Regions from separate parts of the Mus musculus genome. Here region 1 is linked to region 2. A link is a contact called in ENCODE Hi-C or POLR2A ChIA-PET data. All regions are on one chromosome and are shown on one strand. The core of a region is the stretch at or near the end of the contact, and the rest is flanking DNA. Distances in the headings are between cores, read along the strand shown. Region 1 holds the start of Ankrd46 (ankyrin repeat domain 46). Region 2 has its middle 24 kb from the start of Gm34150.

Region 1 (6,030 bases), core at 1,285-3,784, 97 kb before region 2:
GTGGGACTCTGTAACACAGATCGATCCTTCGCTATCACCACAGGAGCCATACACGTGGTGCCCTCTAACTCCGAAGAATAAATATGGAGTCTCAGAATAAACATTTATCCAAACACATCACTGCTGTCTTTTCCTCAATGGAAAAGGCTCCTTTATTCCATTATCTTATCCCAGTTGGAACTTGCAACCAAATGTATCTGTGGTGACGAATACACAGAGGGACGTTTTCCTGATTAAAGTCTAAGATCAGACACAGATGGCAGCCTTTAAATGTCCGCTTCCCCACAGTCTCCAGAACCTACACACATGCAGCTCTGCGTAGTGTCTTAGTTTCTTTCTCTGTTTCTGTGATAAAGAAAGGTGACAAAGAAAGCTTGTGGAATGAAAAGCTTAGTTTTGGCTCATAGTTCAGGGCACAGTCCATCTCTTCAGAGAAGCTGTGGCCATAAACGCTTGAGACAGCTGGTCAGAGTGCATCCACAGTCAGGAAGTGGACAGCAACGGGTGCCTGCTTCTGCTCAGTTCCCTTCTCTGTGGACACAGGCCAAGGTCACAGCCAGGGAATGGTGTTGCCCGAAAAGGATGGGTCTTCCTAGTTCAGTTAATGTAACCAAGATAATGCTCTCCAGGCCCACCCAGGGCACCTCCTGGGTGACTCTAGACGCCATGTAGATAGTGTCACTCCAGGGAAAGGGGACTTTTCGAGAGTGATCATCCAAACGAGGGTCCTGAGATGAGGAGATCATTCTAGAGCATCTAAGAGTCTCCCACAAAGCACAGGAGTGTGATAAGATGTGAGAGAAAGTCTGAGAAGATTCTGGCATGGAGGCGAAATCCAGGGAAGAGAAAAGGCATCGAATGGAGGAATGGCCACAGCAGGGGGACAGAGGTGGCTTTAGAAGCTGAGTAAGGTAGGGAGTTTCTGAAGAGCCTCGAAAAGCAATGTAGCACTTGGATTTTAGCAGGGTGATAACACTGTGCGCCTTCCTGGCATGTAAAATGACTAAATATAATCTTTGATTTATGGTCACTCCCATTAAGTATCAAGATATTGCTGGGATATAAAAGTATCATCTATGAAGATGTTCAGTCTTCACTGTGTCAAGTCCGCAGACATGGGGACAAGGATTCAGAGAGCACAGGCAACTCACAGTCCATTTCCTTAATCTCCTCAGAGGAAGAAAAAAAGCTGCCTTCACAGTCCTTACATTTTCCCCATTGATCAGAAGCCATAATTCGTGAAGAAGAAAAGATAAATTAGAATACAATCAATAAACTCTCAAGTTGTTTGATACACCAACCGGGGAAGAATAAATTGTAAGAATAGAATTATCATTTAAATTACCCAATGATTTGGCACAGTGCATGGGCATATATGAAGATATTATGGACTTAGCCACTGACAAATTGATTAATGTATCCCCAATTTACAGAATATTTATAGTCAGTCACTGCACAAGTAAATGTTAAATAGCTAAAGATGATTGGCAGCCCTGGGGATGGCTGAGCTCACCCTGCCCTGGTGTGTGGCCTGTGTGTGTATATGTGCACAGGCCCATGCATTCACAAACATGAGTGTGCAAACACTTAACATGCACTTGCACATGGAGACCAGAGGTCAGCCTCAGGTGACATACCTTAAGAGCCAATCATCTTGATTTTTTTTTGAGAGGACTCTCATTAAAGCCCATGAATAGCCCAGGCTGGCAGACTGGTCAGGGGGACCACTGAGACCCAGCTATCTCCTACTAGCCAGAACTTGGATTACCACATGCCAGCATGCTTGGCTTTTTATGTGGGTTCTGGGGTGACTTCAGGACCTTATGCTTGCAATGCAGGTCCTTTACCAACTGAGCTATCTCTCCAGCCTTCTTATAATCCTTAAATGAAAGGAATATGAGGTTTCCTTAAGCCAGGCAATACTCCTATACATCTATTTGACATTGCCGGGGGCTGGGGGCGGGAGGACGACTTAGATGTAATTCTTGAACAGACAACACCCTACAGGGTCATCTGGTGGGTTGGATGATACTAGAATTTGTAGAACAGTGTTTAAAAGAAGTCACCTTGGCTATATGACTGGAGTTGAGAGAGAGAGAGAGAGATAGAGAGAGAGAGAGAAGCTCTGTGAAAGAATGTTCCATATATGGGTGTATCATCATTTTCACATGTCATGATAAGTCAAGGAACCCTTATAAGTGGGTGTAAGCATTCACTCTGAATAATAACTCGGCAGGATTATAGCTTAGAGTAGACTTGTCAGCCATTATTTGCTAACTTGTGGATTCAGATTTTAAACACCTCCCCTGCAGCCCTAAACTAATAAATTAATGCGCGTGGCACTTAATATATTTGTTTCTGCCTTTTAAATTTCTACTTAGTTGAGGGAATGGGATGTATGTTTTTTAAAAGGGGTGAATGTGCGCGATGCTGGCTAGAGGCCGAACCGCCATGAGAGCCTCCCGCCTGCAGGGGGCGCGCCGCCGCGGGGTGCGAGGCCGCTCTGCCCTCGCGAGCTCCACCTCTGTGGTCGTCCGCGCCCCGCCTGTCGCCGCTGGAGAGGAGGAGCTGCTGCCATCACTGCTGCCGCGGGCGCAGGTACCAGGGCCGGGGCCGTGGGCAGCAGCTGGGCGGGAGCCGGTGACAGCTCCTCTGAGGGCCGTGGAGCCCGGCGCGGGTCCGAGCGGCTTCCGCGCGGGCGATGCTGGCAGGAGGGCCCGGGTCAGGCCTGGGAGCTTGCGCGGATGATGCCCGCGGGTATTCGCGGGTCTCAGGCAGCCCACGCCCCAGCCCGATGGCGGCGTCCTTCCCAGGCAGGGATTCAAAGCATAGCTAGGAATTGTCAACACCTTAGCGGTTCACGAGGAGACCGAAGCCCGGGCGTGCGTGGGCGCTGTGGAGGTGCGTGTGATCTGTCCGGACTGTCACACTGCCCAGGGTATCCGCGGAGAGAAAAGATTTGCACACTTTGCGCTTAGGCCTCAGGTGATCATGAACTTTCACACTTGACACGCGTCGTTAAAACGCAGTTGCTTCCTCTCCGGATTTCCCAACAACCGTCTTAGGGAGAAGACATTTATTTTAACAGCGTTCCACAGACTCTAGAATTGGCTGCGGAATGTAATAAGTGTGTGTTATTGAAGAGTAAATAACACTGCCCACTCTTCAGAACGTGGCATTAGTACTTAGGCGCTTCCCAAGGTGCCATCAGTGGTGTGGTGATTTTTCATGTTACAGTAACAGCTGGCTATCTTCATGTCAGATATTGTGCCTAATGGTCCTTTTTAAAATCTTTGCAACAACCCTGACAAGTACCATCTCTGATTTGCAGATAAAGAAGCTGAGGCACAGAGTCTTAAGTCAACCTGTCCAAGCCCAGACAGTTGGCAGACTAAGTGGGACCGGAGACGCCCAAGACTTCACGCCAGCATCCCTTTACCTTGCAAAGGTAGTAGTGTTCCTTAAGATTTTTGTTTATTGATAGAATTCGTAGCCTGAACTGGTTTCTCTTAGACTTATGCTTATGGAGTATGCAAGAGCCTGTGCCACTGTCCTTTTAGTTTCAAGGGAGTTTAATGAGAAATGCATTTGTTCTTTAAGCCTTGTAGTGATAATAAAGTTAAATGTCCTGGATTCTTACTGTTTCAGCATAGGTTGATTTGATGGAGGAGTGCGTCTGTGATTGTCTATCCACATTAGCTGTGTGTTGGTTAGTTGTATTTTCACAGCAGTTCTAGTGAGTGTACCTTGCACACATAGCATTCTGCCAAGCAGAAAGATTCCCCGACTCCTACAAGAAGCTAGTGTCTCACAGGATACCAGAGAGACGTGGGAGAGAACTGCTACGTGGTGAGGAACGAAGGATACACAGCACAACCTGTAAGCAAACTGAGCTAGTGACTGCAGGATCAAGGGTTTGCACTGTGAGACTGGGGATGTGATTTCCCAGTCCCAGAGACTGGGGCGTTAGAGTCTAACTAAGTTCCTTTACTATTGCGGAGACAAAGACAGAGGACTCCAGTCTGTCACCATGGAGAAGTGATGGTGACAGGGACTTGAGGCAGCTAGTCGGATTGCAGCTTTGCAGGTCACAAATCCCCCGTAGGCGTGTCCATAGGCCAACCTAACCTAGACACTTCCTCTGACACTCCCTTCCCGGGGCTTTCTCCTTCTGACAACCAAAGCTAACCACCACCGAGTCCCAATTTGCTTAGCTGTATTAGGATTTAATGTGTTAGGATTTCATACACTAGGATTTAATTCATTAGGATTTAAGAGTTGTGTTGTCCAGAGCTGCATGAGATGTGTCAGCACAAGCCTTTAATCCTAGTACGAGGGAGGTAGAGGCAGGCAGATCTCTGAAACTTAGAGGCTAGCCTGGTCTACATAGAGGACAGCCAGAGCTGTTACACAGAGAAACCCTGGCTCATACTGCCCCTCCCACCCCATAAAGAGTTGCGTTGCCAGGGTTCATACAGCTGACCCACAGCCTGATTTTCATGGTGGGGCAATTCTAAGAACCAGGGGTAACCTAAGTCCTTGATCTAATGGAGTTAATGTCCCCTGCAGGAAGATGGGGATAATAAAGTGATCTGCTTAAAAGTGGAAATAAATCCAGCTAGATGGTAACAATGACTAAGAAGAGCAAAGCAGGGCAGGGGTAGGCCGTGCTGGGAGAGGAGCTTAGACAGCTTTACAGTAGGAAATCATGTCCGAGAGAATGCTCTGAAGTGATAGTGATGGTGCAGGCAGGGGCAAGGGTCAACAAACGAGGGCACAGCAAACACAGAAACCTAGAGAACACCAGCCTGCTGGAGGACTCACAAGGAGCCTCTGGGTTTGAGCAGAGCGTGTCAGGGAGGAGTGAAGCTAGAAGCCTGGTGGATGCAAGTAAAGACGGACGTCTCCGCAGGCAGGAGGAGGTGGTCGGAGTGCTCGGATCAGCAGAGCAGCAGGGCTGACTTAACGTGTTCAGGCTGACTGTGAGACCAAAGACGGAGTCAGAGAGACGGAAGCACCATAGCCCTTCATTATTCCCGCGGATATAATCCAAGACCTCCATGAACACCTGGAACCTTGGATAGTACCAGGTCCTCTATATAGAGTGCTGTTTTTCCTTTATATACATGTACATGATAAAATTACCTGTAAGAGGTTATTAACAGTAACAAAATAGGACAATAAATAGCATTATGCTATAATAAAAGTTACATGAATTGGTCTCTGCCTATTTAAGAATATATATTGTATGTCCATCTCCTTAAGGGGTTTGAGGTGACAAGATGTCTGCATGGTGAGATGAAGCGAGGTGAATGGTAGAGGCATTTCCACAGGAGCCAGAAGCATTGCGTTGCCAGTGCTGTGGCAGCTGATCTGATAGTCTGGATGGTGGCTAAATGCCCGTGGTAAACACAGGGCCTGCTACACAGAGAGTGATACATGCCCAGGCTGGGACAGAGCTGGAAGGCCGGAGAACTGATGAATTCTTTCTGCAGTTTCCCATCTATGTCCCGGACTATGATTGACTGTGGGTTGTTGAAAGCAACAAAAGTAAAGCCATGAATAAGGGCTCTGTGTAGTAAGAGCAGTCATGTTCGAGAAAACGATGTGCTGACTACTGAAAGCACATGTGGGGGTAGGTGGCACACGAAGCAGAAGTTGGGTTTAGTCATAGTTGAGATGCCTGCTCAGATACATCAGGAGAGACTAGGATTCAAGACAGAGGAAGTTATCAGGAAGATGGGGCATTGGCCAGTTGAGGAGAGGAAAGATGTATTTTCCTCGTAACTTAGAGATTGTAGTGTATAGTCCTTGTTCTGCTGCTTCTAGAGCTACTGTGAAGCAGAACACCACGGGGCTGGGGACAGGTGGCAGGGCTGTTCACCTCATGGTGACAAGAAGCAGAGAGAGAGAGAGAGTCACATGCTTGCAGTGGTCACTTCCTCCAGGTGGACCCACAGCTGAAAATGTCACAGTCTCTCCAAGTAACCCCAGCCGCTGGGAACCAGGCCTCCAGTACCTGAGCCTTTG
Region 2 (6,272 bases), core at 346-2,845:
ATACAAAAACCAACATACTTACATCATGGGTCATTGTGACATTTTCAAGGCTGATCTGTAGCAAATGGATTGTTGCTGTTATTGTTTATAGAAAGGAACCAAGAGTGATGATCTACTCAATATTAATGACACATCTGCGCCCCACCCCTGGCGGTTTGAGAGTCTGGGAATGGGGAGCAAAATTGTAGCCTTTAGAAATGACCCAAGAGATTGTTGAGTATAGCCACTCCTTTGAGGTCAGGTGATAACTTGTGGTCTCTAGCACCACAAGTTGGGGTGCTACCCTCTGGCCCCATGGTCCCTTGACCTATCCCCTGTGTCAGGCTGCCTTAGCACCCCAAAAGCACTCCACAGCCCGAGACAGCAGCCACATTGTCTGATCTGAAGATTTTTTTTTTCCTGCCAAGTGAGCTCTTTTGTTATTGTGAGTACTTTCAAAGCACAAAGGAGTGCGTTCGGGCATGCTGATAGTCCGTGCCACACTCTCAAAGCAGCTGGCAGAGCCTTAAACATGTCAGAAATGTGCCTTGTTGTCTACCATGTCCCAGCCTTGCCCAGCAGGAAACTTGGGGTGTGGCAGAAGAAATGTGCCTCTACTCCGGGGCTCATGGATGATCCCGAGCACTTTCAAGTTTGATGATCTCTGTACACTGCACTGGGCTGGGTACCGAGCATCAAATGCAGCTGGATAGGCTCCTCTCGCTGGACTAGAAATATCCTGTCTGTTCTTGATGTCCTATGGGGCAATCACGCAGAATGTAATTAAACAAATACCAAGAAAGCCCACTCTATAACAGAACTGAGAGCCTAGAGGTGGGACAGCAGAGATAATACAGGCTGGGGCTTGACCTCACTGAGCAAGCAAACAAGACCAACATTCTACGATCATTAGCCATCGATACCCTCCCAGGTTGTGAACTATAGCTTTTAAAAGTCTCACTGCTTTGGAGTCTAATTTGTACATCATTTCCCCTGGAGGTTAGCATGCAGATTCTGGGAAAGGACACTGCAGCATTTCTGATGAGCGTCCAGTGTTAGAGGCTGTTGGAATAAGGACCAAACTGAGTGAAAAGGTGACAAACCTCTTAAGGCAATTCTGTATCCATTCTAGCCTAGGATTGGAACAGGCGACAGGGCCCATCCTTCTCACAGGAGAGAAAACCTGAGACTTTGAGGGTCACAAGCAGACCTGGGCTGTCAGCCAAGGACTTCTGTGGGCCTCTCCCACTTTATCGAAGCCTGAGGCAGCTGCCTAATTATCTCTGGCTTTAAAAGCATAGACACACACAACCCATGCAGACTCCTTACACGTAAGGGAGCTCCCTCTGGTCCAGACTTCGATAGAGGAACAGCTGTCAGTCTGGGGTGCCTCTCTGTGATAAGGAAAGGGCACACTCACCTTGCTGGTGAGGGCGAGAGGGAGGTGGCTCTGGATGTTTGTAGCCCCTCTCAAGTTTCTCTTTAACAATAATGTCCTTCCAATCTCTTACAACCAAGAAGAAATGGGAAGCTGGGTTTTCTTGGATTTGTTCCAGTCTGAGCAGCTGGAATCTACTGGACATGCTCGGTCACTCTCTCCTGAGACAGGACAGCTGGGTCAGGGCAACCACTACATTGAGAAGCCTCACTCCCACCCTGCTTCCCACCTCATGTCGGGGCAGGCTCCCTGGCAAGGCAGGCCTTGCCCCCTATGCCCTGCTCCCCTTCTTGCTAAGGCTGGTATAATTTCCCAACACTTAAGAGTTTTTGGTTTCTTTGTTTGTTTGTTTTTGGAAAATCTTCACACCATATCAAACATATTAAAGGCATCCACATCAATTTTATTTTGTGTTTGGCCAATGTGAACAAGCAGTAGTTGTTAGTAATCTAGCTATAAAAAAAAATGATGTCTATAATTCTGCCTTTGAAATAATTTGTTACAAATTCATTTTATGAAGGGCTAGGCTTTCTTCATAATTGGTCAGCAAGCTGTAAAGAAAAGGACTTATTGTTTTAAGCATCATGATTTTGTTTATGAAGTCCCAACTTATTCATGAAACTAGCATGCCATTTTTTGTAGGTATTTAATTGAGTCTACTTAAATTCAATTGGGCTGTTTTCTTTCTCTGCTTTGTTTGGAGCTCCTCACAAATTTTACAGGGACCTGAAATGTTTCCTTAGACTGGCCAGGTCTAAAAAATGTCAGGCGATGCCAGAGCAGGCTGTATAGAAGCTGCCCGGGGACCCTTACCAGCCGTCTCCACACTTTGCTTCCTTCCTGCATTTTCTTACCTCCAGGGACCCAGTTTTAACCAGCAATTGGTTTCCATGGTGACAGGGAATGTCCATCTAGGGAAAAAACTTGGCAGAAACATCAGGTCTAGGAGCTTTCTTAAAATGACTAAAATTTAAATGTAGGAGGTGGAGTACATAATGAGTAAAGCAGGGAAATTATGTAGAGTAGTCAGGATTGAAGAAAGGTGTGTGTGTGTGTGTGTGTGTGTGTGTGTGTGTGTGTGTGTGTGAGAGAGAGAGAGAGAGAGAGAGAGAGAGAGAGAGAGAGAGAGAGAGAGAGAATAGATGGTGGGAGCACGGTAGCTATAGCTATACACAAGTGCCAAATGGTCCTTCCTCCCTGACAGCACTGCTCCTTATCGGGGCCCTCTGGACAAATCATTTCACATCCATGTGCCTGCATTTGGGTTGGTATTCTAGCCACTGCTAGATTAAGTTGGCTGCTTGAGTCGAGTGTTTAGCACAGGGCTTGGCACAAGTTGGACACTCAGTGTATGTGTGTGTGTGTGTGTGTGTGTGTGTGTGTCGTACATATGTGTATATGTGCACACTTGTGCCCTAGTGTGAAGGCCAGAGGAGTGTGTCAGGTGCCTATCACTGTGTTCCCTATCCCGTAAGACAAGGCCACTCACTTGACCTAAAGCTTGCTGCTTTGTTTAGACTGACTGGCCAGTAAGCTCCCAGGATCCACCTGTCTCTACTCAGAATTGGAATTACAGGTGCTTGTGGCCGTGCCCCAGTTTCTCACATGGGTGCTGGAGATTGAGCTTGTCTTCATAGTTGTCCTATAAACATGTATGTACATACATGCATATACATGTATGTATATAATACATAAATAAAACTCAGTAAGCATATATATATACATATCAAAACAACAGGTATTATTTAATTATAAAAAGCACAGGTCTAAGGTCTCCCTTGGTGTCTCTGTCTCATGAAGTATGGAATGACTGACCCTCTCTTCTGTTTGTTCTATGGGACAGTGTCTCACTATGTAGCCTAGGCTAGCCTTAGACTCACACCCACCTGTCTCGGGCTCCCAACAGCCTGAGATAATGGAGATTATAGGGATGCACCAACACGTACAGTTTTCCAAATGGTTAAGGTGAAAGTGAGAGCCCTTAGTATGCACAGCTCTCAGACACAGAGCCAGGAGCGGACACTAAAGAAAAGTTGAGGGATGCAAATAGCAGTCTGTATTGGAATGCCATCTAGGAGGCCCCAGGGCAGGTGACCATGCAGCAGTTAGAACCAATGTATTGAACTTGTCATTCTCAAACTGACCTGTGCACTGAACCCCTGCCCCAGAGTCCTCCACTAGATGCTGGAATCCCTTAAGGGACAGAGAGAGGGTAGATTACCCGAAAGATGAGTCAGGCTACGTGCGAGGTGTCAGGCACAGACATTGCTTCCAACTCTACATTGGCCTGACTTAGCACATGCAACCTCTGAATGTGAGGAACTTTGGAATGGGTACAGAAACTAGCAGGATGCTCCTAGGACCTTGCCTGTCCACCCAACACTGTCTTCACAACACTGGGGTTACAGTCAATTCTGGCCCTGCCCCTTTTTATACTGGTGTGGGGACTCAAACTCAAGTCCTCATGCTTGCGCCGTAAGAGCTCTTACCCATTGAGCCATCTTCCTAGTTCCACCCTTAAACATACAGAGACAAAATAGTAGGCACAGTCAAGTTTAAAGTCTGCTCTTCTGGGGCAAACGAGGAAGAAATAAAAGTTTCAAAACCAAAGAAAGTGACAGAGGAAGCAGAGACCATCATCTGTTCCAGTGGAAGAAAGACTGTGGGTTTACCCAGCACTATCACGCCCACCCACTCAGACGCCACAGTAGGCGGCACAGGCTCCCGCTTGCCCTTCCAAGTCTGCCCACAGTGCCTTGCTCTGGCCTCCCTTCCTGGCCCACCTATTCCCGTCTGCTGGGCTACAGGAAAGACTTTCAGTGAACTCATCTTTGACTCCCAAGTGCATAACATAGTGTCCAGCACAGAAAGAGTTGTTGGTAGAACTTGATCCAATCAGAGTTATTCTGAAACGAAGAAAATAAGAGATAGGGAAGAGAAAGCCCCCCGTGGCTGGGAGTACAGTGACTGAGTGACCTTGGACAGGTGGTAGCTTAGCCTCTCCAAACTTTCTGTTTCCTTGTCTGTGAAATGGGTACATGATTGCTCTGACCTGAAATGCTTGTTGTGAGTGTTCCCTGAGTCAAAATATTCAAATGCACTTAGACTGCCCCCATTCATAATAAGTCTAGAGGAAGTAATCTACTGCTTACCCAACGGGGCAGGAGGAGGAACCTGTTGGAGACAGGCAACTTTTGCCATGTACTGTGGCCAAGGGACTTCAAAGTCAGCAAACATCAGAGGGTGACATTTAACTTTTACAGAACAAACAGAGCATCAGGTGCTGGCCCTTTACAAGCCAGAGCAGGAAATGGGCGAGTTGACATGGTGACTTAAGAAGTCCCACAGTGGCAGGTGGAAGCTGGTGTTTTGAGGGGAAATCTGATGATCTGATGTGTGTGTTGATGTCAGGAGGCCAGGGGAAAAGTGTGGGTGGGTGTGTTTGTGGGAGAAGAGAGTAGAAATTTCTTGGTGTATCACAGAGCTGCCTTGTAGTATATGACTCAGTGTGTGAGCAAGAAGTGACTGCTTTGTTGCATTAAAGCTTCCATAATTCAAAAGATTCAGTGCAGTGGCCGTGTGGTGAGATTTCAGAGATTTAGAGGAAACTGAGATTTTTTAGTGGACAAGACCCAAAAAAACCTGCCAGATAATATCAAGAGGAGACAGACAGTGGAATGAGCTTTTTGGCTTTATCGCTCAAAGTTCATCTTCCTTTCTTATGGAAATGGAACACAGACCAGTTCTGATGGCATGAGATTGGGGGCTGACTTGTGAGTAACCTAGACCTGTGATTGGTTCTCATTAACCACTCTCAGAAGGTGGTCAAGAAGTGGAAAACAGGACAGGTTGTCAATTATGCAAATGTTATGACCGAAAGGGAAACCACTCTGGCCCGGCCCTCCCTCTAGGTGATTATAGACTTCGGTGCAGAAAGCTCAGCTCCCCTCCCTTCTGTTGGGAGTACTCTCTATAGGACCAAGACTGACTGGAACTCACTATCCCCCTGCTGCTGCCTGCCAGGCGCTGGGATCGAAGGACAGTTAAACGGCAGTAAGGGCTGCTCTCACACTCTTCCTCTCCTGGAATGCCATCCTCTCCCTGGCCTTTGCCTAGAAACTTTTCTGCCGCTCCTCAAAAACTGACTTCTGCTCCTGCTCTCTTGGTTTCTCTTGTTCTTGCTTTCCCTTCCACCTTCTCTCTCCATTCCCTTCCCCCTCTCTCGCCACGTGCTCATGGCCAGCCTCTATTACTCTTCTCTATTCTCTCTGCCTTTCTCTGCCTCTACTACCCTCTTAACTTCCCTCCATATGCCCTGAATAAACTCTATTCTATACTAAAAAACAAACAAACAAAACAAACAAAAACAAACAAACAAAAAACCCAAAGAAACAAAGAAACAATCACCTGACTCCCTAGGGCTTACTACTTGCTACTCTTCTGAGAGAAAGGGATTTTTGTCATCAGAAGGAGTCTTGTTATTGTGGGAACCACTGAGCTCTGATAGCTGACCCACAGGTATGATCAGCATTGAACGAATACTCAGTGTTGCACAATTGGTTGGGCAAGCCCTGTGGCTTGGATCAGTCTGGGTTTGTACAAATGTTCCCCAACCAGATTCTAATGCTGATGAAACCATCTTTGTGGACACAGAAGAATGTACTCAGCACTCTTGACTCATGTCCCCAGTTATCCAGCTGTGGACACATGTTCACTTTTCATCCCTTTGGCCTCAAGAGCCACGGGACCACCAAGCAAGAAGCCTCAAGAAGAAGGCATGTGAAGACAGTTAGGACCTTTTAACATTTGGGTGTTTGAGGGGATCCTTAACCAATGCTTTGTGGTGTGTCTGGAG

The links. A loop is a pair of places that touch in the nucleus more often than their neighbours do. ChIA-PET counts read pairs that join two places held with the same protein, here RNA polymerase II (POLR2A).
Region 1: a loop to region 2 is called in a map of left cerebral cortex, with 2.5 times the contacts of the local background. The contact joins the promoter of Ankrd46 here to the enhancer-like site in region 2. A Hi-C loop is called at or near these places in 1 of 37 maps with a recorded cell type or tissue (left cerebral cortex). POLR2A ChIA-PET finds 5 or more read pairs at or near these places in 1 of 5 experiments (Patski).

The regions. Positions count from the first base shown.
Region 1 is chr15:36,493,295-36,499,324 of GRCm38, reverse strand. It overlaps Ankrd46 (ankyrin repeat domain 46), which reads left to right and starts at 2,534. Exons shown (of 5, transcript NM_175134.4): 1 at 2,534-2,598; 2 at 3,332-3,448.
Region 2 is chr15:36,394,839-36,401,110 of GRCm38, reverse strand. No RefSeq gene overlaps it. Among named protein-coding and RNA genes, the nearest start is that of Gm34150, 24 kb to the right of the region's middle. Within about 2 kb of position 1,595, at least 1 of the 3 ENCODE cell types and tissues checked has a DNase peak (open chromatin) inside an H3K27ac peak, as active enhancers do.